7 separate regions of the Mus musculus genome follow, and regions 1, 2, 3, 4, 5 and 7 are each linked to region 6. The links are chromatin loops, found by intact Hi-C in ENCODE. Cell type or tissue: left cerebral cortex. All regions are shown on one strand.

What was found. A loop is a pair of places that touch in the nucleus more often than their neighbours do. Peaks named below come from ENCODE experiments on the same cell type or tissue, not always from the same donor. Only the 100,000 strongest peaks of a DNase experiment are listed, where the experiment ranks them.
Region 1: it touches region 6 in a loop (2.2-fold over the local background); 27 of 42 quality-filtered maps call a loop at or near these places.
Region 2: a loop joins it to region 6, with 2.3 times the contacts of the local background. A loop is called at or near these places in 17 of 42 quality-filtered maps.
Region 3: it touches region 6 in a loop (12-fold over the local background); 16 of 42 quality-filtered maps call a loop at or near these places.
Region 4: it touches region 6 in a loop (2.4-fold over the local background); 15 of 42 quality-filtered maps call a loop at or near these places.
Region 5: it touches region 6 in a loop (2.6-fold over the local background); 5 of 42 quality-filtered maps call a loop at or near these places.
Region 7: it touches region 6 in a loop (2.9-fold over the local background); 15 of 42 quality-filtered maps call a loop at or near these places.

Annotation. Positions count from the first base shown.
Region 1 is chr4:41,568,103-41,572,102 of GRCm38, forward strand. Fam219a (family with sequence similarity 219, member A) reads right to left here and starts at 1,436. Exons shown (of 6, transcript NM_001159583.2): 1 at 1,075-1,436. The coding sequence starts at 1,134. Dnaic1 (dynein, axonemal, intermediate chain 1) reads left to right here and starts at 1,692. Exons shown (of 20, transcript NM_175138.4): 1 at 1,692-1,916. The coding sequence starts at 1,890. In left cerebral cortex, CTCF peaks have their summits at 1,636 and 3,572; DNase peaks (open chromatin) are centred at 327, 985 and 1,543; H3K4me3 peaks cover 1,963 bases; H3K27ac peaks cover 1,722 bases.
Region 2 is chr4:41,651,775-41,655,774 of GRCm38, forward strand. No RefSeq gene overlaps it. Among named protein-coding and RNA genes, the nearest start is that of Gm12405, 11 kb to the left of the region's middle. In left cerebral cortex, CTCF peaks have their summits at 1,762 (motif pointing left) and 2,633 (motif pointing right); DNase peaks (open chromatin) are centred at 1,759 and 2,631; H3K27ac peaks cover 440 bases.
Region 3 is chr4:41,466,740-41,470,739 of GRCm38, forward strand. All of the region lies in intron 1 of Nudt2 (nudix (nucleoside diphosphate linked moiety X)-type motif 2), which reads left to right. Among named protein-coding and RNA genes, the nearest start is that of Nudt2, 3.6 kb to the left of the region's middle. In left cerebral cortex, a CTCF peak has its summit at 2,104 (motif pointing right); DNase peaks (open chromatin) are centred at 2,111 and 2,436; H3K27ac peaks cover 718 bases.
Region 4 is chr4:41,602,993-41,606,992 of GRCm38, forward strand. It overlaps Dnaic1 (dynein, axonemal, intermediate chain 1), which reads left to right. Exons shown (of 20, transcript NM_175138.4): 6 at 1-10; 7 at 231-350; 8 at 1,227-1,286; 9 at 2,704-2,838. Among named protein-coding and RNA genes, the nearest start is that of Dnaic1, 35 kb to the left of the region's middle. In left cerebral cortex, a CTCF peak has its summit at 1,925 (motif pointing right); a DNase peak (open chromatin) is centred at 1,936.
Region 5 is chr4:41,520,958-41,524,957 of GRCm38, forward strand. It overlaps Fam219a (family with sequence similarity 219, member A), which reads right to left. Exons shown (of 6, transcript NM_001159583.2): 2 at 3,409-3,457; 3 at 910-1,012; 4 at 655-735; 5 at 1-9. Gm12404 (a long non-coding RNA gene) reads left to right here. Exons shown (of 3, transcript XR_001784270.2): 3 at 1-94. Among named protein-coding and RNA genes, the nearest start is that of Gm12404, 2.6 kb to the left of the region's middle. In left cerebral cortex, a CTCF peak has its summit at 2,081 (motif pointing right); DNase peaks (open chromatin) are centred at 83 and 2,033.
Region 6 is chr4:41,706,558-41,710,557 of GRCm38, forward strand. No RefSeq gene overlaps it. Among named protein-coding and RNA genes, the nearest start is that of Rpp25l, 5.0 kb to the right of the region's middle. In left cerebral cortex, CTCF peaks have their summits at 744 (motif pointing left), 2,016 (motif pointing left) and 3,866 (motif pointing right); DNase peaks (open chromatin) are centred at 754 and 1,988; H3K27ac peaks cover 820 bases.
Region 7 is chr4:41,612,688-41,616,687 of GRCm38, forward strand. Dnaic1 (dynein, axonemal, intermediate chain 1) reads left to right here. Exons shown (of 20, transcript NM_175138.4): 11 at 1,543-1,660; 12 at 1,963-2,006. Among named protein-coding and RNA genes, the nearest start is that of Enho, 26 kb to the right of the region's middle. In left cerebral cortex, CTCF peaks have their summits at 1,654 (motif pointing left) and 3,726 (motif pointing left); DNase peaks (open chromatin) are centred at 1,646, 3,176 and 3,656; H3K27ac peaks cover 1,231 bases.

The DNA of each region.
Region 1 (4,000 bases), 140 kb before region 6:
ATCCATTACCTATTGGTTCCTGGCCTATCACGCCTCGTTTTAGATCTTACTAGCACAGGCCCCAAGGTGGGTTAAGCAATGAACATGGCCTCTACATTCTTTCCTCTCTATTCTCTAGGCCAGCTGGCTAGGCCTCTGACTTTCCTACCCATATGCTGACAGCAATGACAGTCAGGTAGCCTCAGGGCAATGGCCAGGAGGCACCTTCTTCTTTAGGCCATGCCTCCATAAACTGGCATCGCCCTCCCCCTTCCATCCCCTCGGCGCCGGCATCGATGACATCATTCCTGCCTGACTCCAGGACCACGGACCGGAGGCAGGATCCCCGCCCAGCAAAGACTCCAAACACGTAGGCCTAAGATGATAGGGGCTCTTCCGAATTCCGAACCGGTCGGCACGGCCCACTTCAGCACAGCTCCACCTCTTATCCTGGAGATACCTTCCCATGGACACCCTTGAGTCTCCATCTCGCCACCGCAAACTCTTCCCCTTCCCGATGCCCCCAGATCGAAATGGGGCTCCTCTCTCGAGAGGAAGGAAATTCCCAGGTTCTGCAATGAACCTCTGCCCCCATCAAGGCCTGGTTCCTGCTCAGCTTTGCTATATTTATCTAAAGGACCGGCGGGCAGGCCTCTCCTTTTCTAAAGGCCTATTTCCTTTCCTCCTTAGACTGATCTGCTGGCCTCCTCCCTCGCCCTGAGCATCACAGGCCTCGGGGAGCTAAACGCCTTTCTCATCCGACCCCCCGGGCTTGCTGCCAAAGATGCTCTGTGACATCCTCCTAAATTGCCCTCCACTAGAGGTGTGCACTAGAGTGCCTCCCTTGGTCCTATCCGACGGCGTTCTGCATCTGCTGACCGTGCCCTCCGCCCTTTCAGGTCCTTCGCTCGCACCGCTGGTAATCTCCCACGGTTTTCTCGCTCTGCAAATCTCCCTCCCCCGGCAAAGCGTTTTCAGGACTCCCTCTACCTTATCAGATGGCGCCCCCTCGCACAATCCCCACGGCCTAGTTCCTTCCCTCCCCTCCAGCGGCGCCCCTCCCGGCCCTGGCCTCTCCGCCGCCCGCCCCCTCACCAGCGGCTGCATCTCCGAGTGCGCGGTGGGCACCTGGAACCGGTCGATCTCCTCCATCATGGTGCCGGCGGGCGAGCGGGCCAGGGGCCGGGCGCGGCCAGGGACGCCGATGGGACCGCGCGGGGCGGCGGCCCCAGAAGCCCGGCAGATTATGCAGACTAGGCCGCCCTGGACCGGTCGGGCGGATAGGCGGATGGAAGGATGGATAGGCGGCGAGAGGCTCGCGGGATGACTGAGACCGGCGTAGCTCCGTGGGGTTGCCTAGAGCTACCGCGGCAGTAGCCCCGCGGAGCCGCAGGTCTTGCCTCGCCTCCTCCTCCGCCGCCGCCTCCTGTCAGCAGCTCAGCCACTGCGGTGACTCTGCAACTCCACTTCCGGGTCCGGGACACCGCCCGGATCCTGCATTATTCATGAGAAGGCGGTGTCTGGGTGCCCCAGCCCTTCCCACTTGCGGGAGCTCCTTGCGCGGAGGGCGGACTTATCTTTCTCTGCGGAGGCGGGGCTTAGCGGGGCCAGAGGATCCCTGCGCGCCCAAGTTCCGCCTCCTCCCCGTGTCCGGAGGGGGCGCTAGGTGCGCCTGCGCACCCGGTGCCTGTCGGTTGCTGGGTAACCGCGTCAGGGAGGAGCTGATGCTGTTCTACAAGGGCGCGAGGACCCACAACGTCAGCTGTCCCCGAAGAACCCTGGTGACTGGGAATTGAAGTGGAAGAGAGTCTGCACTTCCTGTGTGTGGTCAAGAAGGAGAAACTACTCCCCAGGAGAGGAAGCGTTTTGTAGGTTTTTCAGGGTGTGAGGTGCTTTCTATTCTTGCGGCAATGCCCTCGAAACAGATTCGTAAGCAGGTAATGTCTTACTGTGGCCTGCTGTCTTCTGAAGACCTCTGACCTTAACCGCCAGTTATTTCCTGTTGACCTCCAACCTCTCTTTCTTGTGACTCCTGGTTTGTGTTCCCACTGACCTGATTCTCCTGTTCTTTCTCACAAATCCTGCCCTCCTCTCCCAAATTTTCCTGAACCCACAGTCATTTTACTTTTAACCGAATCTGGTTTTTTCTTATTACTTCCATCTCTTCACAGACCCATCTTGTCTTGTCTTCGCCCTTAATCTCCCAACACTCCACTGAGTCCCTTCCTCATTCCCCTCTCATTCTTGTCCCAGTGGATTTTTTTATTCAACACTGCAGCATGGTCACTGCAGAGCTAAGTAAGTGGGGACATTTGCCATGTGGGAACTCAGAGAGGGGGCATGAGAACTGCACAGGAGACACGGAATAGAACAGATCGTGTGCAGGAATTTGGAGCAAGAAGTCAGAGAGGAAGAAAAAAAGACCCTTTTTCTAACCATGTTCCCTGCCCTCCAACACAAGTTTCCTTCTTATAAGACCCTCATTCACTTAGCCTTGTGAACGTTATGTTTCTGTCACCTGGCAATATGTTATCCCTTCTCACAGGAGAGTTGAATTACTCCCCAAATCACCACACATGATAAGCTAGTCTCAGGTTCTCAAGGAGCATTCTGCGATATAAAAGAATGACTCTTTCTGTCCTATAGAAATTGCTTTTATTTCCTAACGTCTAGCAGAGCATCTACTTTAAAAACAAACAAACAAACAAACAAACAAACAAAATGCTTTTCTATACTTAAGCCTAGGTATATTGAGGTTTGGAGAGCAAATCTGTGCCCATGATATCTAAGACTTCACATATTTTGGTAGAGGTTCTTGTATATCAACTTTGTGCCTTCTGCTTCTTTGACACGTGTCATCTACAGCTGAAGAACCGATCAGTCTTAGAGCTCTGTAGGCATTGAGAGGCTGTCTCTCCTTGTATTTATTGGTCATGCCCTGGTTTTATGTTGAGGCGGAATTGTGATTTGAAACTCTTGTTCTGTGCTCAAGGCAGCAGACCCTTAATTTATAGGCAGTTTGTTTTAAGTTGACATTACCAAGGTCAAGCTAGTTAGATATAATAAAACAGACCCTTTTGTATGCTTCAGGTTTTGATAGAATTGTTATGCGAATACAATGAAAACATAGAATATGTCCTCAATTACAAGAAATTCCCTGTGCCTTAGTCCAGTTGAGGTCTCCCTCCCTCCTGCCCCCTCAGCACTGGTCTGCTTTCTCTCACCACAGATGATTTGCTTTCCTGGCAGGTTATAGTTTAAACAGAATGAGTTTCTCCAGTCTCCTCAGGCGAAACACCAGTGACAGCTACATTGAAAGCAGAAAGAGGTGACAACAGAGAGGAAGGCGAGAAAACCTAGGCCAATGGGCCCGGCACATCTGCTGGAGGGAAGGGGTATTTTAGTACAATATAAATACTAGTGTGTTGTAAGGAAAGGCTAGGTTGTGCTTATCATGGTCTTGTCTCCCTGAGATTCAATTTAGATCAATACTAAGCACTAAAGTGTGGGATAAGCGGGGCATGCTTGCGACATTGTCTCTGTCTTCCTTTATAACAGAGCAGAAGTGTGAAGGCCTTACTCCTGGGGCTGAAGGGCAGAAAGGCATGCATGTGGGGGCAGTAGAGAGGCGTCGGAGAGGAAGGAGGACAGTGGGACTTAGAAGCTCATCCTGGTAAGGAAAGGAAAGGAAAGGAAAGGAAAGGAAAGGAAAGGAAAGGAAAGGAAAGGAAAGGAAAGGAAAGGAAAGGAAAGGAAAGGAAAGGTCAGGATTGGGACAGGACGGTGAGAAGCTTAAACTATTTGCTCCTGTCACTCTGATGAACAGATCTTTTAGTGCTTTTGAAGTTCTCTCTTCTCTCTCTGCCTGTCTCTGTCTCTCTCTCTCTCTGTCTCTCTGTCTCTGTCTCTGTCTCTGTCTCTCTCTCTCTCTCTCTCTCTCTCTGTGTGTGTGTGTGTGTGTGTGTGTGTGTGTGTGTGTGAGAGAGAGAGAGAGAGAGAGAGAGAGAGAGAGAGGAGGTGG
Region 2 (4,000 bases), 55 kb before region 6:
AATGTTGTTTTTATTTTATCAAGATTTATAATATTTACATTTTGTTCTGCAACTAAAATTCCCACAGTTTAATCTTAACCTAAATGGAATTAACGTCGCCGCCAGCCCTTTCCTATAGCTCTTCCTTCCTTCAGTTGTGGTTCTGATTAATTTCTTGGCTGAGTGGATTTTGTCTTTAAAACACAAAAACAAAACCCACAAGGTTTCATGTATCCCAGACTGGCCTTGAACTCGCTGTGTAGCCAAGGACGGTCTTGACCTCCAGACCCTCCTGAGGGCTGGGACTGCAGGCTTGGTTTAAGCAATGCTGGGGAAGAACCTTGGGCCTCACCCATGCTTGGCAAACACTTCACCAACTGAGCCACATCCCTGGCCCTGAGTTTTCAGGGTTTTTATTTTTCTAGAAAGGTTCACGAGTTCTCAACCCCACCCTCCAGACTCTCGAGTAACCCATCCTTTGTGGTCACCCCGAGGCCTCCGAGACACCACTTACCGTTGCAAGCTGGCCGTACCTTTGCAAGCTCGCCGCTTTGCTCCTGGGTTTCCTGTCTCTTACCTGCTTGGTGCTTTTCTGGCCTCACGTCTTCCTGCCAGCCGACTCTCACACTCCCAGCCTTTCCTCCACATCACTTTTGCGCCGTGTGCTTTGTGGGTGCTGCTGTTTCTGGCTTATTTGCTACATCTGCGACATTATTGTTTCGGTCCTGTATACTCTCTGTTGTCTCTCTCCCTGTTCACCACATTTTTTAGCATCTTGTCCTTGGGTCCTTTGTCCTATCCATTTTATACTATTAATAAGACCCACGGCAGGAAGAACTTGTGGGGAATCTGTTTCTTCCTTTGGTTCTATCTCCTCCTAGGTTGGTGTGAGTGTGTGCAGGTTCTGTTCCAGGCTCCCTTCCTCCCCTCCCTCCCTCGAGCTTCTGGCTCTCTCTTTCCTTCCTGCCTGTGGTCTTTGTGCCCAAAGGCTGTATGTATTTCTTTTTCTCTTAACAGTTGCCTGCTATGGCTCCTGCTTAACAGGCCTTCCCTCCTGTGCTTTCTTCTCTTGCCCCAGCCAATTTATCCTCTCCTGGAAAACAGCTCTCGAACCTGGTCTGCCATACCACCTCAGGGTGGCCTGGCTGGGGCTTCCAGTCAACCTTGCTAATGCTTGGGTACTTGTCCTTCTAGGATCCTATTAGACACCTGCTCCAACTGAAGGGAGAGCACACTGACATCTTATGGCTTTAGTTTAAGCTCCTGGAACGGCGGTCCATACCATAGAAGATATACCATGTTCTTCTAGCCTCTGTTAAGATGTCAAAGAGGGACACGGGGCTTCTAAACCGTCCCCTGACGGCCATGCTCTGACATTCTCTGTGCCTATGCACTTAACAGCAAGGCACCGTTAGGATGGATTCTTGCTCATCAATTCATCTTTTCTGAGTGCTGCTTTTGTGAGAGGAAACTCAAAGCTTGTGCTACTTTTGGGAAGGGAATTGTTATTTAAGAGATTCCTCTAGATTCCTTTGGTGTTCCTGTTCTCTTTCTATGGCTACAGCAAAGGCCTCATCTATGGCCACACGAGGCAAGCTACAAACAGACCACACAAATGTACGCCGTACAACATCACCTCACACTGAACACTGTGTGGCTGCACACAGTGCCACAGTAGCGTTTGCTGCTGTGCCTATGCCCTTTGCACACAGCCCCAAACAGCCCACCTTCCCTCTGGGGTCATTGCCTGAGTCTCCTGAGAACCTGCTCTGCCCCCTGGTGGCCACTCCCCAAGCCGCTCTCCTGGAAGTGTTCTGTCTACCTCCTTGGCCTGTTATTCAAAGATTCTGGCCTAAAACAGCATCTCTTTCAAAGCAATTTACCAGGTTAGGACCCTTAAGATATCCCCTCCAGACCGTTCCATCCACTAAGACTGTTGTGGGCAGCTAAACTGTTGCAGATAGAGTGGCTAATTTTGCCTGGAATGGATTTTTCCAAGGTTTGAAATATTTAGTACTAAACTGGGAAAGTCCCAGGCAAACTAGGACCAATTATAGATCTCATTCCTCCGATACAGGATGTCTTCAGATCGGTCTCCTCAGTCAGGAATCACCAAGCCTTCTTCTGGAAGGCACGTGCAGACCAGCCTCCCTTCAAACAGATCCCGTTACCCAAGCATGTCACACTGTTCACCGGCAGTTCCCCCGCCCCCTCAGAGTGTCATTACCAGATAAGGTCTCTCCTGCTGCTCTGCTCAGACCTCTTTTTCCATCTCATAGGAGAGGTGAAAGTGGAGGGAGTTATACACCAATCCTTCCTTCCTACAGGGCTCTAGCCCTTAGCTGTCAGAGAGATGGAACCTTCTAAGGGTTAGGCGCCCTTGGCTGTGGATATGTGGGCACACAAGCCTAAGGATATACAGGGCTTCAGGGCAGCACCAGGATTCACTGTTCTATCCCAGTGACAACGAATCTCGAATCTACACAGGTAGTAAACGCCCTACTGTTGGAAGCTCTCAGGCTGGGGGCTGCCCAGGAATGTTGCCAAATAGTTACCTAGGCCCAGCCTAGCTGCTGGGATGCAGAGACAGGATTCTTATGTTGATAGCCATTGGCCTCAGAACAGAAATGAAGCGCAGGCACGTGGCCGAGAGGGGGCAGCAGAATCTAGAACAGACAGACCCTGGCTTGGGCTGGAGAGGAGCAAAGGCCACAGACTGGGTCTGGATGTGGGGGTAGGAACTCAAAGAGTGGGGCAAAAGAGGAGGGGTTGAGTCTGGGAAGAGGGACCAAGGCTGTGCTGGTCAGGGAGAAAGGCACATAGACACATAGACAGGGACGAAATACTTAGAGACAGAGGCAGATGGAAATACAGAGGGAGTTAAGGAGAAAGGGAGGGAGGGAGGAAGGGAGAGAGAGCGAAAGGGAGAGGGAGAGGGAGAGGGAGAGGGAGAGAGAGAGAGAGAGAGAGAGAGAGGATAAATGCTAGGAAAGGGAAGGAGTTAGAGGGCAAGAGACAAAGAGGGAAAAGAACACCAAGAAGAGACAAAAGACAGAGGAGGAGAGAGGTAGAGATGAGACAGACATACAGAGATGCCAAGACTGGAACCAGAGGCTGGAGAGATGGCTCAGTAGTTAAGAGTGTGCACTGCTCTTTCAGAGGACCTGAGTTCAATTCCCAGCACCCATATCAGGCAGCTTACAACTCCAGTTCCAGGGTTCTGACTTCACAGACAGCCCTCTGTGTGTGTGTGTGTGTGTGTGTGTGTGTGTGTGTGTGTGTGTGTATTAAAACAAAATAAGTTTGAAAAAAAGGGAAACTGGGACCAGGACAAAGAGACAGGAATAGGAAAGAGACAAATATAGAGACAGGAATCAGGTCAGAGAGGAGAGGGGTGGAGGAGTTTAGAGTTCTAAGCATACAACAGAGCCACCATGGGAGGAGAGGTCCTGTAGCCAAGTATAGATTGATCAAGGCATAGAGGGGTATCCCATTCCCAGGGCACCTTGGGGAGCAAATAGAACTAATGTCTGAAAGACTGGGCCACTGCTACATAGGCTGAGGACCCGGCCCCCTCAGAAGTGTTCTGATTCTCTGAGTTCTGTTTTAGCTCCAAGAAATGAAGCTTATACTCATCTCAGGCTTTCCAGAACCACCTTGCAAAGGATTGCAGAGAGACGGCCCTCACAGGAGGCGGTGGCTGCCGGTAGTCAAAACCCTCGGAAGTGAATAGTCTATGAGGTTAAGGGGAGAGGACTTGCAAAGAGGGACAACCACTCTCAGAGTCAATAACACTGACCAGAAGGGCTTAGGACAAGGGTGATCCCTTGAAGTTGGGGGCAGGGAGATACCCCAGTTCTTCCCTCCATCAGCCTCCCAGGCTTGAGCAGGCCCCCCTTCCTCTTTCTGCCCCCCTCCTTCCCAGGCCCAACATAATTGCTTTCCCATGTTGCTAATGGAGGCCAGATTGCTGATGCCCAAGCCTTGGGTGGGCGGTGGGTGGGTCAGGACTGACCAAGGC
Region 3 (4,000 bases), 240 kb before region 6:
CAGCAGTGTCAGGTATACTTTTCTATCTTGTACTGTTTTGAACTGAAAGAGGGTGAAAATATTTGGAATACCAGATAGGAAAGGGGGTGATTAGACAGGTAAATGCACCCAAATTCAGGGAAAGTGGCTCGTCTTAGTCAGGGTTACAACATCTGTGAGGAAACTGACCCAGAGCAACTTGAGGAAGAAAGGGTTTGTTTGGCTTACTCATCCTTATCACTGTTCGTTGTCAGAAGGAATCTGGAGACAGGAGCTGATGCAGGGACTGTGAAGGCGTGCTGCTTACTGGCTTGCTCCTTGTGGCTGCTCTGCCTGCTTTCTTATAGAGCCCAGGACCCTGAGTGCAGGGATGGCCCCACCCACAGTGGGCCATCCACATCAATCACTAAGAAAATGCCCTATAGGTTTGCCTACAGCCCAGTCTCATAGAAGCATTTTCTAAACTTGAGGCCCCCTCTGTTGGAGACCATACCGTGAGAAAGTAAGCCTTTCGCAGTTTCCCACCCTAATAAGTCAAATGGCCTTGTGTTAGGAGCCGGTCACCTCCTCCTCCCTATCCCTTCCTGGCACCTAGACCCTAGAAATTTGAATTATAGTCTCCTCTTCCTTATCTCTTCCTGACTCCGAAGACTTCTAAGGACCTGAGTTATGTGCTGAGCCCAGCTTGACACCCCGGGCTGTTAAGGAGGATTCTACATTCCTGAGATAAGACTCAGGGTGCCTCTTGCCTACAGTCAGAATTCAGCCTTCATGTCCCCAGATGTCTTTGTTCTTTGTTAATTCCCCCTCGACCCCTCCCTATTTTCTCTCACTGTGTGCTTATAATCAGGCTCCTAGCCTTCATTAAACAGACCTTGACAGGAATCCTCCTTGGTCTCTCTCCTTTTTCCTGCCCATTTCTCTTGCAGGTTTGTGGTTCCCCTCGTACCCACGAATAACTAGGTCCTGTTGGTCAGGACACCCCTCCTCTCCAGGGAGCCTAGCTTGTGTCAAGTTGACATAAAACTCCTTAACACATGGGTTGTTGGAATATCTATGATCAAAGCAATTCTTTTTCTAATAGAAAATACTGGATTTAGGAAACGAAGAATGAGATATCACTAAACTCAAGACCCAGTTTTCATTTGCCTTGTAGGTAGTCTATAGCACTTCAAATTCAACTCAGTTCAAAAAGAAATAGGTAACTTCTTCCTTTTCTACCCAGTTACCCAAACCAGACCCCTCTTCCAGCAGCTCACAACTGTCTGTAACTCCAGTTCCAGGAGACCCGACTCCTCATACCAATGCATGTTTTTTAAAAAGATGGAAATAAGCTTGTAACATGTCTTTTTGCCTGCGGTCTTTTCTTCCAGTTTCTTCTCCACTTTACTTACTGCCGAAATGAGTTTGTAAAATGTCAGTCTGACCAAAATACACTCCACCTAAAACCAGTAGTCCTTATTGTCTACCGGGTATGAATTAAGCCAGGCATGGTGGCATGCCTTTAATCCCAGCACTCCAGAGGCAGATAAATCACTGGGTTTGAAGCCAGCCTGATTTGCACAGAGTTCTGGTTCAGCAAGGGCTACATAGTGAGACCCTGTCTAAAATAAAAAGCAATATAAAGTAAGCTGCTCACCAATGGAATGCTGTTTTGTGTGAGCACTTTGCGCATCCCTCCCTTGGTCTAGAAGGCCTCCTTGCCTCACCTTCATATGAATTCAGCTATCCTTCAGAATCTTTATAGTGGAGCTCCAGGCATGGCTCAGTCTAGACATAACGTATATGCTGAGCAAGTATGTGGAACTGAGTGAACCTGGCACCCAGGTGAAGACCACACACGTGCACGCGGGCGGGCGCGCACATCCTTATGCGGTGCCCTTACCCTAAAGAGCCTCCTTTACTGCCTGTCTCATGTACCCCTTAAGATGAGCGAAATACTTTGTAACGTCTGCTTGGCTGCCTTTTGCTTTCACTGGGCTGTGAACCTCTAGGAAGAGAGATGCTTTTAGTCTTCAGTTTCACATTGACCCTTCAGTCCTGCCGTACAGGACGCACTAAGCGGACTATGGACCAGTGAAGGAAATCCGGTGGACTCCAGTATTAAAGCTCGCTTTCCATAGCTGAACAGCAGGTGGCACTAAAAGGCCACGGAACAAATTTTCCCTGAGCAGTATTTTTGTCCCAACCTTGTCTGACTTTGGTCTGATCCTAGAAACCACTGTGTCATTAAAGGTAAAAAAAAAAAAAAAAAATCTGACTTCTCCCTCTGCCAGATAGCAAAGCCACAGAATAATTGTGTAGCTTGATCTCCCAGGGAAGGAGACGAAGGGCAGATGCCCAAAGAAGGCAGATGCCCAGAGAAGGGGTTTTCTAGTTTTTTCATATGCTTAGGTTTTTTTCTTTCTTTCTTCTTTTCTTCCTTTTAGTATTGTTACAAGAAAACATTATCATGGACGGATCCCTCATTGTTCCTCCAAAAACAAGGAAGCTAGTGAGTTGCAGAGAAGGCCACGGTGGTGTGGGCTGAGGAAGCAGTAGGCACATGGAGCTGCTTATGAGCGAGCAGAGTCGCTCTTCCTCTGCTCTGGCCTGTGCAAAATTTCTAGACACCGGGTTTAGGAGAAACATGTGGCTTCGGTTCCTGTTTCTCAGGAAACAGCAGTGGAGTCTCGGACACCCGTGTCAAACAGGCACTTTTAGGAGCCTCAGGCTAAACTTTCCCCACCTGAGCTGGCTCTGGTTACGAGACAGCCGCCCAAGACCTGTTCAGTGGAAAAGCTTTTACCCAGACACCCTAAACAGACTCCAGATGAGTATAGATTAAAGACTAAGGCGCATTAAAACTGGTGGTGATTTTATTAAGCATTTGTGCATGCTCTCAGAGCCATGTGTAACCTTAACCCTATTTCATGATAAGCAGAACTGTTGAAGGTGAAAAAAAATTGGAATCTTTGGAGTTAGATTTCTTTGGATTCAAATTCACAATTACTAGCCATCATGCCACTGGGCAAGTATTGTAACCTTTTTTTTTTTTTTTTTTTTGAGACAGGACTCATGGACTCATGTGGCTCTAAAAGACCTCAGATCTATGTGTAGTGAAGTCTAGCCTTGATATCCGAATCCTCCCGCCTCTCTGCCTTCCAAGGACTGGGATTACAGGTGCAAGGTGCTCGTCACTGAGCCTGGCTTAACAATTCTTAAGATTTCAGCTTTGAGAAAGACATAGTGTGTGCTTTTGTGTTCATTTGGAAGGCAGGGGGAGGTAGGTCTCTGAGTTCAAGACCAGCCTGTTCTACATCTCTTGTTCTGGGCTACACTGTAAGACTCTGTCTTAAACTCCCCGTTTCCTCATAAACTAACTTAAAGGGTCATCCTTCGAGCTTGTTTGTTTGTTTGTTTGAGACAAGATCTGTAACACAAGATTCTCCTGCTTCAGGATCCTGAGTGCCGGGATTATAGGCATATGCTACCATGCCTAGCCTTAAAGGGTCGCCTATTACATTAGAAACCTTGGCTGTCAAAACTTGGCACAGGATAGCTGGCACAGTATTATTTACTTGACAGCATGGGGGCTTGAAGAGGATTTTGACCATCAGAACTGTGAGGAGGATTTAAGGAATTGGAGAGTGTGCACCTCAGATGTGTGAAGTTTGAGTTCAGTCTCTAACCCCACAAATATAAATAAGCAAGCAAATAAAAATATGTTTCTGGGAGCTTGGGGGAGGGAACTGTTTGTGCAGCATTCTTGATGAATATGGTAAACTATGGCAGCATAGCATTTATCTGCGAATTCTTCCCCCACCCTCTGCCCGTCCCCCAATGTTGGTCCTGAATCTCCTAGGCTGTGAGGAAAGTCTGTCTGTGAAGAAAGCCAAGAGCGTTTTCCCTTAGCTTCTGGAACCTTCTGATGACATTGAGGGTTTTTTGGTTCAGGTTTTTTCTAACCACCTCAGGCACTCTGCCACTTTTCTGAAGTGTGAATTGCCTGCTGTCAGCCTGGAGTTCTCACCTCCGCAAT
Region 4 (4,000 bases), 100 kb before region 6:
TGCAGCTGAGGTGCGCATGGTGTGCCTTTGTCCCTGCCATTGAGATAAGCTGTGGGTGGAGGCTTTAGATGAGACTGGGGAAAGACAAAGGGAAGTAGCAGCCCTGCTTCTGGCAGCATCCTCACACCCTACCCATTTCACCAGGTCAGGGCTTCCTCTCCCTCAGTCCCGACTGCACACTGTCTCCCTCCTGCAGTTAAGCCCTTGGCCCTCCTGATTTTTCTTTCCAGACAACTGAAAAGGTGATTGAAGAAGAGCTGATGGCTCCTGTGCAGCCCAAGGAACGGAAGCTCACGAACCAGTTTAACTTCAGTGAGAGAGCATCCCAGACCTTCAACAACCCCCTCCGGGTAACTCCCACTTTTACTTTGAAACTCTGTGTTATACAGTGGGAAGGTAGACACGGGCCCGAGATCAGTTCTTGCTTGTGACAGAGCAGACGACAGTTTCTCTCTCCAAGGAGAACTGAAATATGTGTAGCTGTATGTGAACTGGAGTCCCTGTAAGTTGGGCTAGACTTGGAAGAGGGAGTAGAAATCAGGACTGAAGTGTGCCAGGGGCATGGGGAGTATTGGAACAATACAACGGAAGTTGATGGTCTCTGTGGTAGATCTGCTTGGAAAAGCTAGAACATTTCCTGACTACGAAGGACCCTGAGAACCAGGCTGAGAGAGCCTGGCACAGTTTTAGGTGAGGTGTGCTCATGTGAGTCTTCTATGGTAGTGTATCTGTGGTGGAGGGAAGCGCCTCATCCCCTTGTGTGGTCACAGGCTTATGTTGGATAATCGGGGTGGTGCATAACGGGGACGAAGCAACTTACACTGCTGGATGCAGAAACCCTACTATTAGGGAGAAGCCTTCTCTTTAAGGAACATTAGCCCCAGTGCTTGTGGGAAGCAGGCCTCTATGCCCTGTGTCTGGAGGCTGGTGACAGGCTGGTTTCTTGCAATCTGTCCATTCTCTATCTGGATCTTTTCTTTACTAAAAACTGGCATAATTGATCTTTACAGTCCTTGCTCTCCAGCATAGGCTATGGAAGGAGACCAGGATGGAAAAACAAATGTGGGATTTGAATCATTCAAACTCTCACCAAGATCTCCTTTGCTCCCCCAGCTCAGTCACACCCCTTCCTCAGTGCTAACCAAAGGCTCCTATAGATAGATGCACTGTTGGGTTATGTGGGGGAGGGGGGCATCTGTGGCTTTCCTGTTGTTATTGTACTCTAGGATCGAGAGTGTCAGATGGAGCCTCCACCGAGGACGAACTTTTCAGCCACAGCCAATCAGGTAAGGTCCTGCCTGGGTGAGCCTGAGAGCTGTCACCATCTGTACTCTGGTGCATCCTAAAGCATCTGACAGCAGAGGTGACTGTCCTGGCTATAGACTCCTCTGCCAGTCTGCCTTGATTATCCACCCATCTCCTGCACGCTGTCCTGAGCAGTCAGTCTCTGAACCCTGGGCACCTGGCAATATAGGTCCTCACCAGTGAGCCAGCCACATGTTCCCCAGGGCAAGACTGGAGCTTCCCCAGAACATGGGAGAGTGCTTGTTCCCAGGGGCTCTAGGAAGCCTGTGGCATCCTGTGATTGTCTTTAAAGTGCCAGCATTCCGACTGCCTTCACAGCAGCCTTTGGCATTCTTGCAGATCCTCCTCCTTCCCCATTAAGCCCTCCTGCCTGGCTGTGCTGACTTGGACAGGATCTGGTGCTAGCAGGCTCTGCTCTTCCTACTGTGAGATCCTGGGCACAGTAGCTTCACTTATTTCTTAATACTTCATTCAGCTCCTTCCTTTGTCAATAAAGGATGATAAGGCATCTCTCAGAGGTGTTGGAGGGCTCTGAATGAGATAGCGAATGCTGAGGTGCATGGCCGAGAGGCATTCTAGCCCGGGGGTGAATCTCTAAATGGAAGGTGTGCCTGTCTGGCCTCCAGGTGGCAGTGACTGCCCAGTCTGGGGAGCACACAGTGATCTGCTGCCTTTGCCCAGCCCCAGATCCTTGCTGCTGCTTCTGCTACAGCCCCTGGGCTTTCTTTCCTTCAGGTCCAGTTGGCAAAATACCTATTTATTTCCTTTTAGTGGGCAGTGAAGTAGACAGCCAGCTTGAGCCAATATATTTACCCTGTTGCCATGGAGGCAGACTGCTTTTCTACTAACTTTTAAAAAATGTGCATGCGTGAGTGTGTGCTCATTTGCCATGCAATGGAGTCAAAGGACAGCTTGCAGGAGTCAGGTGTTTTTTCCCACCATATGGGTCCCAGGGATTAAACTCAGGCCATCGGGCTCGGTGGAAAAGACCTTTATCTCTGAGCTATCTCACCAGCCAAGAAAGATGTTTTAAAACATTTCTTAATTCAGTTTTAAAGCCTCTGGTGAATTGTTAGTTACCTAGTCCTTGTCGTTGAACATTTTCTCTGCTGGATGAGGGTTGAACCTTAGAAAAATATTGATTGATCTCTGGCTTACGATTCAGACCCTGTGCTTCAGAGTGGATGCGCCTATCTCAGAGGAACCCTGAAAACCCCTCCCTTCCTGTTCTAGAGTGAGTGATTAGCAGGGAAGACAGACTCTAATATATAATTATAATGAGCCAACTAGAGAGTGCTATGGAAACACTTTTCGGGTTAACATGACCAACTTCTGCACGCTGACAAGCTGGCCCGTGAAAGCTATGCCCATGGTGACTCTTGTCTTGCTCCTGACTAGTGGGAAATCTATGATGCCTATGTAGATGAGCTCGAGAAACAGGAAAAGACCAAAGAGAAGGAGAAGGCAAAGACTCCAGTGGCTAAGAAAACAGAGAAGATGGCCATGAGGAAACTGACATCTATGGAGTCCCAGGTTGGTAGGATGTCTTCAGCTTTGTCACAGAATGTCTCAGTGGGGTCCTGGATGTAGGTAAATAGTAGCTTGGGGATTTAGAAGGGTTTTGTAGATACTCAAAAGAGAAGGCTGATATTGAGGTGTGGGTGATTTCTTGGGAGAAGATGTGACGGCAGCTGGAATTGTACCTGGGAGTCCACATCTTCCCTCCAGTTGCCATTTTGAGGGTCAGAAGGGTTTGAGGATCACTAGAACAGACTCTTTTCTGTTTTAAAAGTACTTATTATCTGAATTGCAGGAGAGTTAAGGAATCTGCTCACAGTGGGGGTAGAATCTAAGGATAAGGTGCTCCCCCTTGAGTTTAGGGTGAAGATGATAATCTCTTCTGCCTTCAGTCCTCTAATTATGTCTGGTTGTTAAAGCAAGTGTGATGGTTAGTTTTAGTTATCAACTTGACAGGATCTAGAATCACCTAGGAAGAAGTCTCAATGAGGGATTATGTAGATCTTATTGGCCTTTGGGCATGTCTGTGGGGGATTGTCTTGATTGTATTAATTGATTATGGAAGACCCAGCCCACTGTGGGTGGCGCTATTCCCTGGGCTTGAGTACTAGGTTGCATAAGAGTGGAGAACACATGCATTCTGTCTCCCCTGACTGTAATGTGACTAGTTGCCTCAAGTTCCTGCTGCCTTGAATTGCCTGCTGTGATGTACTATAACCTGGAATTTTGCACTAAAATAAACCATTATCCCCATAAATTCTTTTGTCAGGGTATTTTTATCACAGCAACAGAAGTGAAACCAGGCCAGTGAGTCTTCGGGGCCATGAGCCAGTCCAAAACTGGTCCTAGATAACATCATCATCAGGCTAATGGGTGTAGCCACCTTGAGTTGTACTGATCATAAGAAGCCAAGCAGGAGTTTTAGAAAGGCCATGGGTGGGGACAGAGCAGTGCAGCCAGCAGGAGTGTGGGGGTCAGCGTGGAGTAAAGTGATCCAGCCACAGGATGATGGCATGGGGGAGATCGCCACAGGAGATGGACACTGGAGAACCTCATCTGTTCTAGCAGCAGAGAGAAATCTGGGTCAGGAGATGGAGCCCCAGAGTGGAGAGCTTGTGGGTGTGACCTGCCTTGTAAGAGGGTCACAAGAAACTAGAGGATGGTTTCAGCACTTTGG
Region 5 (4,000 bases), 190 kb before region 6:
TCATCGTCGCTGGCCATGAGAAGAGCGAGAGAGAAGAGTGAGTAATTTAGAGAGATTAAACAGAAAACGCTCTGCGTCTTTGCTATACCCGCCCCCTCCCAACAGTATGATTTAAATAACCCGTGCTTAGTATGCAAATATATGTTTGCTAAGGCAGGTTTCCTAGCTCGACCTTTAAATGGTGTGGCTTCTTAAGTTCCTTCTGGAGAGAACTGCTACCACTCTTTCCGCTCGTCCTCAGGCTGTTTTAATTTTTCTCCCCCTAGGTTCAAATCCCCCTGGCTGTTCGGATTTTCCAAAAGTCTATGGCTAGCCAGATGCTACCCTGGCATAGGGTTCTTCCCTGAGAAGGGGACTGGCATCAGGCATTCCATTAGGCTGTCTAGAGATATCAGTCCATCGTGGGGCAGCAGCTGTCTCAGCACACAGCAAACTGTGCTGGCCCCCAGGCCTCTCTCTGAACAATCCTTTAAAACAACCACCACCACCACCACGAAGCCAAAACCCACCCCCTTGGGAGACTTTACCCATGGAGAGTTGGTGGCTGAAGAACACAGCCCTTGTGGCAGTGTGACAGGTGTGGCCTGTTACAAGCCATCCGAGCTCACACAGCATCATGTGGCTTGCCTAGCTGCCCCCAGACCCCATACACACCTGTCTGTGTCAAGAGCTACCAGTGGCTTCTCATCAGGGCTCTGGTCCAGCGAGGAGTAGCCTTTATTAGGGACGACCAGCCTGGGTAAAGAGTGGGGAGTTGGAGTGACAACCGTCAGCCAGAGCATATAAACAGGACATTAGGTCCTCCCCCTCACTGTCATCTCCCCCATTCCCCTGAGGAGGGAGAGGGTGGAGACCAGCAATGGTAGGTGTTGACTGGTGAGGTCCCAGTGGGGCAGAGAGGACCCCTACCTCGTCCGGGCCATGACGTTGTTCTTCTTGGGTTGCTGGTTGACAGGGCTGCCCATGCTGCCGTTCTTCAGGGAACCCTTCCGGGCCAGCTCCCGTTGCTTCTCTGCGGAGAACACGGGAAAGAAGCTGTGTCCTGCCCAGCGGCTGCCAGGCCCTGCTGCTGGGGGCGACCTGATCTGGGCCTTTCCTGCAGACGCGTACTTCTGTAGTGATCCCACGGACCGCCAGGCACCTGACGCTCGGTGGACATGCATAACTGAGGTGGACAGACAGCTGAAAAGAGGAGGCTGACCCTACCCTGTGGGAACCACAGTTACTATGTCAGGCAGCCGGCCTGTGCTTGATGTCAAGGAATGGCTAGAGAGGAAGAGATGAACACAGAAGGCTGGAGCAGTCAGAGAGGCCTTCCCTGAGGAAAGTATGTACAAAAGCAACCCAAGAGGACATAGCTGCGGGCGTGAACGGAACGGAGGGAGATGAGGTAATAAAGAGGTGAACTTGGGAAAGGAGCCATTCATCAGTTAATTATTCACTGAACAAACACTAGAATCGCAATTATGCATCAAGTACTATACCACAGGGATGGAAAGCTTCCAGTAGTTATAAACTCAGAGCATGCACAGAGACCCCCATCTCAAGAAACAAAAGAAAGCAACCAAACCCCTCAGAGTGCAAAGGCCTTGGCCATGGGGCTGAGGCACTTTGGGATTAATGGGGACGGAAAAGGAGCTACTAAGGGTTTCCTTAGCAGGAGGGGCAGAAAGGGGCTGTGGGCAGGATTGGGCAGGAGGCTGAGGAGCCCAGTCTGCAATCTTTCCAGGGGCTCAGAGCCCCTGCACTTGTGGGGCTGGACATCTGCTGACTTACTACGTGGTACGTGCGACTCCGGAGAGCTGCCTGGAAGGAGGCTCAGCCACTCTTTCTTACTAATGTCAAGTAAAGCCATGACGAAGGAGAAAGGCTTGCTCTGTGGCAGAAACATGGTGGCAGGTGTGGGTGTGTGACTTCTTCGTGTAAGGGTGGGAGGAGCCGTCACAGCACCCGTGAGTCACTTGAAAATGATCTCTGATTTCCAAGTCTTTGAAGCGCTGTCTCCTACCCTCTAACCTCTCTGCCTCTATTTTAGTTTTCCAGGCTCTTCAGCAGACAGCAACTGCCATTACCATATCAAGCCTCTAGGGGGTGCACTTTGCCTTACATTTCTTGGTGATTTTCTTTATCTTAAGTGAGACAAGTTGTGAATGTCCATGAGTTTTGGTGGCAATTCTATGGTGAAGGAAATAAAAATGCTATTTTAACAGCATGCTAACTTTGTTTGAAATCATGAAAACAAACGGAGACAATAAGCTGACAAGGCTCAAACTACGGACTACTATGCAACCATTTAAAAGAATGAAGCCATTCTCTGTAGGACATCATCCAGGGGAGGGAGCAAGGCTCACAAAATGTGCACAATGTAATGCCGCTCTTGTGCTCAAGTACAAAATGAAGCTACAAGAACCTGGAATGGTTGCCTGTGGAGAGAGTACAGAACTTGTATGCATTTAAAATACTTTTATTGTTGCATTAAAACAACAATAAACAAAAGTAGCTGTACTTTGAATAGAATGTCCTAGGAAGGCAAGCAAGTCCATCAAAAGAGCTGCTGTTGTGTTTAGAAAATCAACCAGGGGGCTGCCTGGGTGTGCGCTAGAAGGAGAACTGCAAGACCTGTTTTATTTTTTTGAATTCCCTAAAGGCACAGGCTCTGTGGGAAAGAATCCTGATAGCTCGATATGCAGGGGAGCCTGATAAGAGATAAGAGGCTCCATCTTAGCTGAGGAATGAGGTTTTTGGTGGGCAGATAGAGCCTGAGTTCTGAGAAGAACTAAGGACAGTGACGACTGTATCTGACTGTCATATCTGTCTTGTGTGTGGCATGTTATAATTTCTCTTCAGGAAATCAACTCTTTGGTGGGAGTCTGCTATTGTCTTCAGCAGCCTTGGATCTGTGAGATTTTGGTCCATGAAGGGAGAGGGGCGGTGCTCAGCAGCGGGTGGGGTCAGACCTGGAGTCACTGGAGCTCTGGGCAGCTGCGGGGGTCAGGCGATCTCACAGCAGTCAGTGGACATGGGACCCACCCTAAGACAAGGATAATGCAATACTTGGAAAGGAAATGGGTGCTGGGGTTCTAAGGAAGGGACAGCCTCCCTGGACAGAAGTCACCCTGGCCCTGAATCTGTCCCTCACACATAGCAGCAGCTGCCCTATCTTTGGAGGCAGGCTCCTTTTGGCTGGCCCTATCCAGTGCTGTCTTGGGTTCTCTGCGGTGCCTGGGAGTGCGGATGACTTACTTGGAGGTTGGGATCGTCCAGCCTGAGCCACTTCAACTGTAGCACCTTGCTGTCAACCCAATCCAAGAGCACCTTCTTCACTCCCCACATCTCCCTCATCCCCGACACACTCACCCAGCTTCACTTGGAGCGGGGATGGTTTGTAATTCATGGCTACGGACTCACCCTCCCGGGCGTCACAGTCTCGGTCTGAGATAGAGGCTGCGGCTGGATCCTGTGGGGGGGAAGCAGAGAAGACAGGCAAGCATGTGACTCCAGGGGTTGCTCTCAACCCTGAAGCAAACCTTCTCATCTGCCCTCTGGGTTTCTGGGAGCATTTACGCTAGCAGCAGGCCAGCCAGCATTCAGGGAGGGAGAGGACGGGTCTACTATGTGCTGTAGAAGAGAGGAGACGATGTCCTACTCCCGACCAACAAGAATCCCAAGTAAGCTAGGCTGCTCCAGAAAACCTTGCCTGAAACCCACAGGGCTCCCTCTACAAAGGCTGGTACAAGCTGTTTTAGAGAAGAGTCTGTCAAGTTCCTCTGAGCTTGCAGGTGGATCGAGGTCAGAGCAGGTACTCCAGAGAGCCCTTCTTTCTCTGTTTCATCTTTGCAGGGTCTAGACGACCAACTGGCCAATCTAAGCAAGGACTCAAGACTAAAAAGAAGGGGAAAAAAGTCGAGTGAGGACTTCTGAAGTTCTCAGATGAGCTCTAAGCAGTGTCTCCCGATGGATGGGAATGGTGCCTGAGAAGACGGACCTGACAAACCAGCGG
Region 6 (4,000 bases):
CTGTCATGGGAATCTTGTGTCAATACTGTGACAGGGGCCAGATTCAAAGCAGGGTTTTATTTCGGGAGGGCGGGAGTGCTTAGGAATCCTTGAACACGTGGGCGTCTGGGACAGGGGTGGCGCATCCCATCAGGTAAGGACAGATGTGCAGCTTCCTGTCTTTCCCATCCGAGACAAGTTGTTGGACAAGAGGTTCAGAAAGACAGACTGAGAATAAAGAGCTCAGAGATGCAGAAACAAAACCCAGAGATGTGAGACAGAGTGACAGGGAGTTGCAGGAGGGGAAGTCATGGGATTACAGACAAGGGGCAGGCCAGGTAATGTTTCTGTCAGAGATGCAACAGCACAGAGAAATGCAGGCAGAGAAACTCAGAGAGAGAAAGAGAGAAATAAAACAGCTGAAAAGAGAGAGGTTAAAAGAGGTGCAGAAGTGGACGGAGATCCAGGCAGAGAGACAAAGACAAAACGAAGCAAAGAAAGAGATCAAAACGTCGTGATTGAGAAGAGCAGGTGGCCCAGCCCAGTCTCCAGGTCTCAGTCTCTCCACCCAGGTCTCCCCAGGGTGTGCCCCTCCTTGCTAGTCACTTGTTTCCATAGCAACAGCAAGGGTAGCACCGAATTTGCATACACATTTACATCCTTTCTATCTGCATAATTCAACAGGTTCTGTGCATATTCATGAGACGGAATGAAGGTGACTCCGCAATTCCTACACAAAGTCTGACTCTGGTGCCCCCTACTTGCCGTACACGGTTGTGGCTCCAGCCGGAACCTGAGACCTGGCAGACAGCACGCCTCCCGCTCCTGCTCCCACTCCCAGCTGTGCCTTTTATTCTCCCACTTCCAGGCATTTCTCTTAGACATGTGACTCTCTCCCTAGTGGGATGGCCCTCTGGACATCAATATGCATGCACACGTAGGCATATGAGTGTACTCTGTCTGGTAGGAGGTGGCTGAAGGTGAGGGAGTGACGCTAGCTAGCTCCCTCTATGGAAGGACCCTTAGCCACACTGAAGGAGGACACATGAAAGGGTCTCTGAGAAATGCATAGTGGAGGAAAACGAAAGCCAAGAGAGAGTTCTCCTAGCCGTAAGGAACCTGGATGCTCTTGTCTCTCAATATGGAAGCTGACCAAGACCCTGGTTCTAGACAAATAACCAGAGAAGCCAGGCTACAGTTCAAATGAAGAAAGGTTACAGGAGCTCATATGGTGGGGCAGAGGGAGCCTGGGGCTAGGAATGCTTGCAGTGTAACAGGCATTGAGAGCCTTTGTGGGCTGGGAAAGATTCCCAGGGCCTACCCTAGCCGTGATTTTGGCCCATGATCTCTTCCTGGCTTCCTTGCTGCTCTTCCAATCCTGTGCTCCGTCTTCTCAGCAAGCTGTAGCACCCAGGGTTCTCGCTCTAAACAGTCTGGCATTTTACCTTGTGCTCCACCTCAGAGAATTCTGGAACCTCTCATCTCTCCCACAATAAAATCCAAACTCCCTGGCCAGGTAGACAGCCGCGGTCCCTGAGACTCACTCCTCGTTGGCCCTTCCTTGACCTTCAGTCACCAGACTGTTTACTTTCCTTGCGTCTTCCTATGTCTCAGTTCATGATTCCCCTCCATCCCTGCCCTTCCCAGGACTCTCCCAGCCCATTAGTCTTCAAGCTTTACACAGTCATTACCTCATTTTTCCTTGAGATTTTGCTTGTCTCGGGGCTTTTATTTCTGCAGCGAGGAACTTCTTTACTCTGTGAACCTACTGCGCCTGCCACATTCCTGAAGGTGAACTGCTGACATCATCGCTCACCTGAGACCGGAGGCTCTAAGTGCAGTGACTAGGTTTGTCACACTGGGTATTATCAGCTGCCTTTTGAACTGCCGAGATGTCACTTGTCACTTAGTCTATTGAGGACCAAATTTCAAGACTAGACTGTTTTCCTTCTGCCTTGGGGCTTCTTGAAAAGTAGATTTTACAGAGTATACGTGGGCTATCCCTTTGTGACTACTGCCACCCTGTGGTTTAAAATAGAAGTTCCCTGAGGTTAATACTAGTGTGTTTTGAATAGGTTTCTCTCCGGGTTTGTTTTGTTTGTTTTGTTTTATGACTTAGTTTTTGTGTCTCAGGCTGGTTTGGTAATCATTATGTAGGCTAAGGTGGCCTTAGATGGCAGCCCCCTGCTACAGCTTCCCCAGCTGTTAGGATTACAGATCTAAACTTCCAAGTCTTGCTTTTGAGTGGTCTTGAATTTGAAGAGACAAAGATTAGAGGAAGAAGATTGAATGATTAGGAGCGGGGGAGGGGAGGCATCAGTGTGGTCAGAAAGCCAGAGTCCCAGAACCAAGCCAAAGATGGACAGAGTCAGTGGGGCAGGCAGGCAAGGAGGTCCTTTTAGGTTACTCTGTGAATAAATCTGAATCTTCTCCTCTAATCTGAGAACGGAGGGCCAAGGGAACAAGGAATGGCGTGGGATCTAAGAGTGTCCACACACTCGGAGGCCCAACAGCGGCTCAACAGTCATCCCTTCATCCATCGGAATGATCATTACATACCTACTGTGTGCAAAGCATGTTCAAGACTCTTAGGTCACTTCAGTGGAGAAAGCAGCATCTGCCTGTTTGGTACCCACATTCTCACCAGGAGACAATAAATAAAAGTTTTAGTTCATTTATGTATATAGGTGTTTTGCTTGCATATGTGTGTGCTACATGCATGCCTGGTGCCCGAGGAGGCCAAAGAGGGTGTGGACTGGAGTAGTAGATGACTGTCAACCACCATGTGGTTGCTAGGGATCAAACCTGGGTGCTCTTATCTATGGACCCTCCTCTCCAGGTCCCCAAAATACCATCTTAAAGAAGCCAATTATATTTAGAGGGTGAAAACACACATCAAAGCGGGCAGGGCTGAAGTAGAGAACTGACTCTTGCAAGTTGTCCTCTGACCTCTGTCTGTGAGCTGCGGTGCATGCATGCTCACACATCCACTAAATAAAACATAATAAAATAGAAAAACATCTTTTGAATGGCTAGCCTCTGGAATTCTTTGCTGTTGTAAGCAACTCAGTTGTGGCACTTTGTTCTAACAGCCCCAGGAAGCTACACTTTCCTATCGCTGTGGCATTCTGCGTCACCCACCCCAGACAGCTCGTGAGGACTCCGGGTCACAGAACCCTGTGCTCTTTTAACTTAACTTCTTACTCAGGGTGGGCACCATGGCCCTACTCTCCTGTTACTATTCAGTCTTCATTTGTTCCTGTCGCAGTCTCAGAGTGGAGACTACTGGATCCCACATTCTGCTAAAGACATTCCAAGTTCATAGTTGTCAGCCTACACCGGACTTATGGCTTTGCCGTGCCAGATCTTGTCATATCTCTCAGCCGCAACAACTGTCTCAGGCATCCTGACCCCATCCGCTCTGTTTCTTCCTGCTTCATGGAGAGGACTTTTGGATTCTTATATCCTACCTGCACCTCCAACACCATCTGCACCCTTGCTCGTCCTCAACTCTTCAGACCCTCCCACTGCAGGAAGTCATCTTTGTTCCTACTTAAAAAATTTTTGTTGTTGTGGTTGTTGTTTGTCTATGTGTGCATGTGAACAGAGGTCCGCTTTCTTTTTCCGTGTTGGTGCTGGGACTGGACTCGGGTTAAGCTTGGTGGCAAGTGTTTATCCTCTGAGCCATCTCACCAACCCATGCTCCTACTTAAAAAATGTTAGTGTTTCGCTACATGTGTGCCTGGTGCCTGCTGAGGTCAGGAGAGGGTATCAGATGCCCCGGGATGGGAGTTACAGTCGTGAGCTGCCAGGTGGGTCCTAGGGATTGAACAAAGTGCTTTTTTCCTTATTTACACATATAGGTGTTTTGTCTGCTTTTACATCTGGACACCAGAAGAGGGCATCAGATCTCATGGGACTATAGTTAAAGATAGTTGTAAAATGCCATGTAGCTGCTGGGAATTGAACCTGGGTCCTCTGGAAAAGCAATCTTAACTGCTGAGACATCTCTCCGGCCCCA
Region 7 (4,000 bases), 94 kb before region 6:
AAAGTGTAATCATGAAAAAAGAAATAAAAATAGAGAAGTGTTACCAATTAATCCCCACACTGAAATGAGGGATTTTCAAAGTTCACTCGAGCTTAGGAATCTTGATGTGATCAAGGCTCACACTTTCCTGACCACTCATTTTTAAATTTTTTATTTATTTATTTATGGTTCCAAGACAGTTTTGAGGTTTGATTTTACATCAGGGTATGGGGCACTGTGGGAGGGATCAGGCAATGATTGGGCCTGTCCCAGACTGTGTAGAATTAGAGAGTCTCTTCTAGTTGGCCATCCTACCTGAAAGAAGACAGAACCATTTCCCGAATGCTGTTTTATTTCCTTGAATTCTTTGAAAGAACTTTGTCTCTGCTCTGTGGCTGTTCCTGTCCCATGCATTGGAGACAGAGGGATGGATATGACGTATGTCCTGCTCTCTAGGACATGTGTGACATGGAAATCAGGCAAAGGAATGACATGTCTCAGTAGAGGAGAGAGAGGACTGGAAGAGACAAAGAAATTAAGTCTTCTCAAAAAAGCCATATTCAGGTGGCTGATACAGGAGGATTGCCGTGAGCTCCAGGCCAGCCTGAGCTATGTAGTAAAAAAACCAAAAGTGTACTAGCACATACCTGTAGCACTAGGTACGTACTTAGAAGGCTGAGGCTGGAGGATCACTTGAGCCCAGATGTTCCCGTCCAGTTTGGGTGATAAAGTGATGTTAGGTTACAGGCCCTCTGGCTACCGGGCACAAATTCATCTCTCCCCCTCCCCCTCCCTTCCCCCCTCCCCTTCCTCCTCCCCCTTCCCCTGAAGTGTGGACTGACAAAGAGTTATGGGAGGACGCAGGGAGACCAGCTGAAGAATATGATAGTCAGGTGATGGACTTGGGGATCTTGACCTAGGTAGGTAGTAGCTATGGGTTTAAAAAAAAAAGATTAAAAAAGACAGGAGGAAAATATAAGACAAGGTAGAAAGAGGTCAGCCAAGGATTCCCCAGCTCCACAGTTTAGGTGAATGGGAAGGAGCTGCTTCTGGCAGCCTAGCAGTGATGGAAGGCAGACACAGCTTCACAGATGAAGCGGAGCTTTGGGAACCCATGGAGGTGTGTCCAGGTGCCCATTGCAGTGAGGCTTGACAGTGAGTATAAACTCAGACGGTATTTTAGGGATCTAGGATGCAGAATGAATAGAACTATTAATCAGCCTCTGGCAGCTGAACCCTTGAAATCTGGTTGCTCTGATCTGAAGCACTGAGGAGGCTCACAAGGATGAGGGATGCAGCCTGGGATTCTGTGCACGCACATAGGGATGCTTTACTGTAGGCCCTGCCCCACCAGCTAATATACAGAGAGAATTATGTGCTTGGCATTTTTCTAGATACTTTGCATGTATTAAACTCAACCTGTAGTCTCACAGTGGTCCTCTGAGATAGGTACTGCTGTTATCCCCAGCCCCAAACACAAAGAGGTTCATTGTATTTCCCAAAGAGGTATCGATTTGCTACAAAGTGGCAGTCCCTGGCTGACTGTGTCTATTTGCGTTGAAGATTTTAAGTACTATGAGGATACTGCTGATGAATACAGGGACCAGGAGGGTACGCTGCTGCCTCTCTGGAAGTTTCAAAATGACAAAGCCAAGCGCCTGGCAGTCACCGCCCTCTGCTGGTGAGTACAGATATTGCAGCAAAACTAGTGCCCCAGAGCACCCGCTGCGTGCCAAATCTTGAGCCACAAGACTCTTCTTCCACTTTACATCTTGAGTGTGACATGGGACACAGTAGGGGGAAATAGGACCTGGATCCTTTTTGGGTTGCAGGATCATCTAATGTCTACCATGGTAGGAGTCTAAGCTAGACAGTGGATGTCTGCAAAGCAGTTAGTCACCAGTGCCCATGGGAAAGAAAGCTCATGACCATGGGAAGGCCATGTCTGTTTCCAGTGTCGACGAGTTCACATTTCTTTTGCAGGAATCCAAAGTACAAGGATCTTTTTGCAGTGGGACACGGCTCCTGTAAGTGATCTTCCCATTCATTTGTTTGCTCATGCAAATATCAGACACTAAGTTCCTAGTCTGGTCAGAGCTTTGAGCCAGGTGTGAGAAATCCAGAGAGAAGCAGGATGTAGTCACTGGCCCTCGGAGAGCACTCACAGTCTAATGCTGTGCTTCTCAACCTTCCTGATGCTATGATCCCTCATTACGGGTCCTCATGTGTGGCGACCGCCAGCCATAAAATTATTTCTGTTTCTAAGTTATAACTGTAATTTTGCTACTGTTACAAATTGTAATATAAATGTTGTATTTACCAATGCTCTTAGGTGACCCCTGTAAAAGGGTCATTGGACACTCAGAAGGGGTCACGACCCACAGGTTGAGAACCACTGGTCTAATGGGAAGACCCCACTTTCATATGGGGAATTAATGCCGGTTAAAAGAGTACAACTGAATATGCTAACTGACCCTCAAAGAACGAAGGGGCAAGCTTTGCAGCAGAGGGGCCAGCATAGGCCAAGTCTGTAGGCAGGAATGATATGGCTGGGTCATCCCTCAGAGGACATGGTAAGCCATTTCAAGAAGGAAACAACTGAAGGAATTCTGGAAGGGCAGGGATATGTCTCATACAGGAAGGGATTGCAGGCCTGAGGCTAGAGACTGGGGGACCTGGTGCAGGTGTGCTAAGGAAAGATGGAGAGTGGGATGGAGGCCCTCTCTCTGCTTCCTTGCCTGGCCTTCCTGACCAGGTCTGAGGCAGGGTAAGGGTGAGGAAAGGTGAGTGTTTGAAGTTTATCCTTCTGTCACTGAGCCACTGGAGATCACAGTTACCTGTGTTCCTGGCCCGGCTGGGGTATGCTGGAAGTAGGAGGCAGCGCGGGCTGTTGACTGTATATGCAACTTGCTGTTCCTTCCTGCTATTTGGGCCAAGCAGGAACACCCACCACTGCGCTGGACTGTCCCTGTTCCTAATGGGAAGGGCCCTACATAGCGAGCCAGGCACAGCTCCCTAATGCTAACAGCTTGTTCTCTGGCTGGGAGGATTCACGTCTGTGAACAGGAAAACCCTTCCGTTCTTCAAGCTGCTGCTGGCTGGCAGGCTCGCAAGCTCCTGGTCACTGCCTCTTAGATGGCTCATCAGTTCTTTGACCAGGGTAGGGCTCCAGGGGGAGGGGGTCTGGAGGAGTTGGTGTTTGTCATTCCTCTCAGGGAGGAGCCCTTGGAGCTGCTCCCAGTTCTGTGGTCTGAGCCGCCTTTGAGGATGCCCTAAATGCCTGCTTTGTGTCCCTACTCCTGAAGGTGGGCTGCTGCCAAATGGGAGCACCCTCCCCCTCTGGCAGGGAATTAGAACACCCCCCCCCCATGCACACTGCAGCTACTGGGCCTGGAACAGAGCCTGAAAGTTGGGTAGGCCTTCCCAGGAGTGGGTGTGGACCCCCATGTGAGGCCCAGGCTCTCTGCTTGAGGCTGAGGTGAGAGTGTAGGAGCCTCTGCAGGCGGGAGGAGACACTCTGGAACATCGCAGCCCATCTTCTAGGCAGGGTTAGAAGCAACGTCCTCTGGAGGCCATCCATGGGAAGTATCCTTAGTCAGAGAAAGGTAATGCCTTCCATGAAGAATGCCTCAACTTGGCAGGCTCCAGCCTCCTCTGGGCAAGTACTCATCCAGGAAAGGTTTCTTTGTCCCTCCTTGGTCTTTGGAGGCACAGCCCCAGTGGTACCCACAGGCAGCTAGAGAGCTCCCTCTGGAGGATCACTTCTCTGTGCCCTTGTCTCCTCATTAGTGACATGGCAAGACTGACAACCAGCCAGGCCTCCATCTCAGGAGGCCTGCATGAGAAGAGCCCTGTGTGCTGCAGGAACGTTTACACACTCAGGCCAGTCATTGCCACCTTCTTGTTCTGTCTCCTAACTTCCCTGCAGGTCCCTCAGAGGGCCTGAGCAAAACCGGGTGTGGGGGGGGGGGTCTCCACAGAAGCCAGGCTGGGGCAGGGTTCTATGCTGGTGTCACCAGCT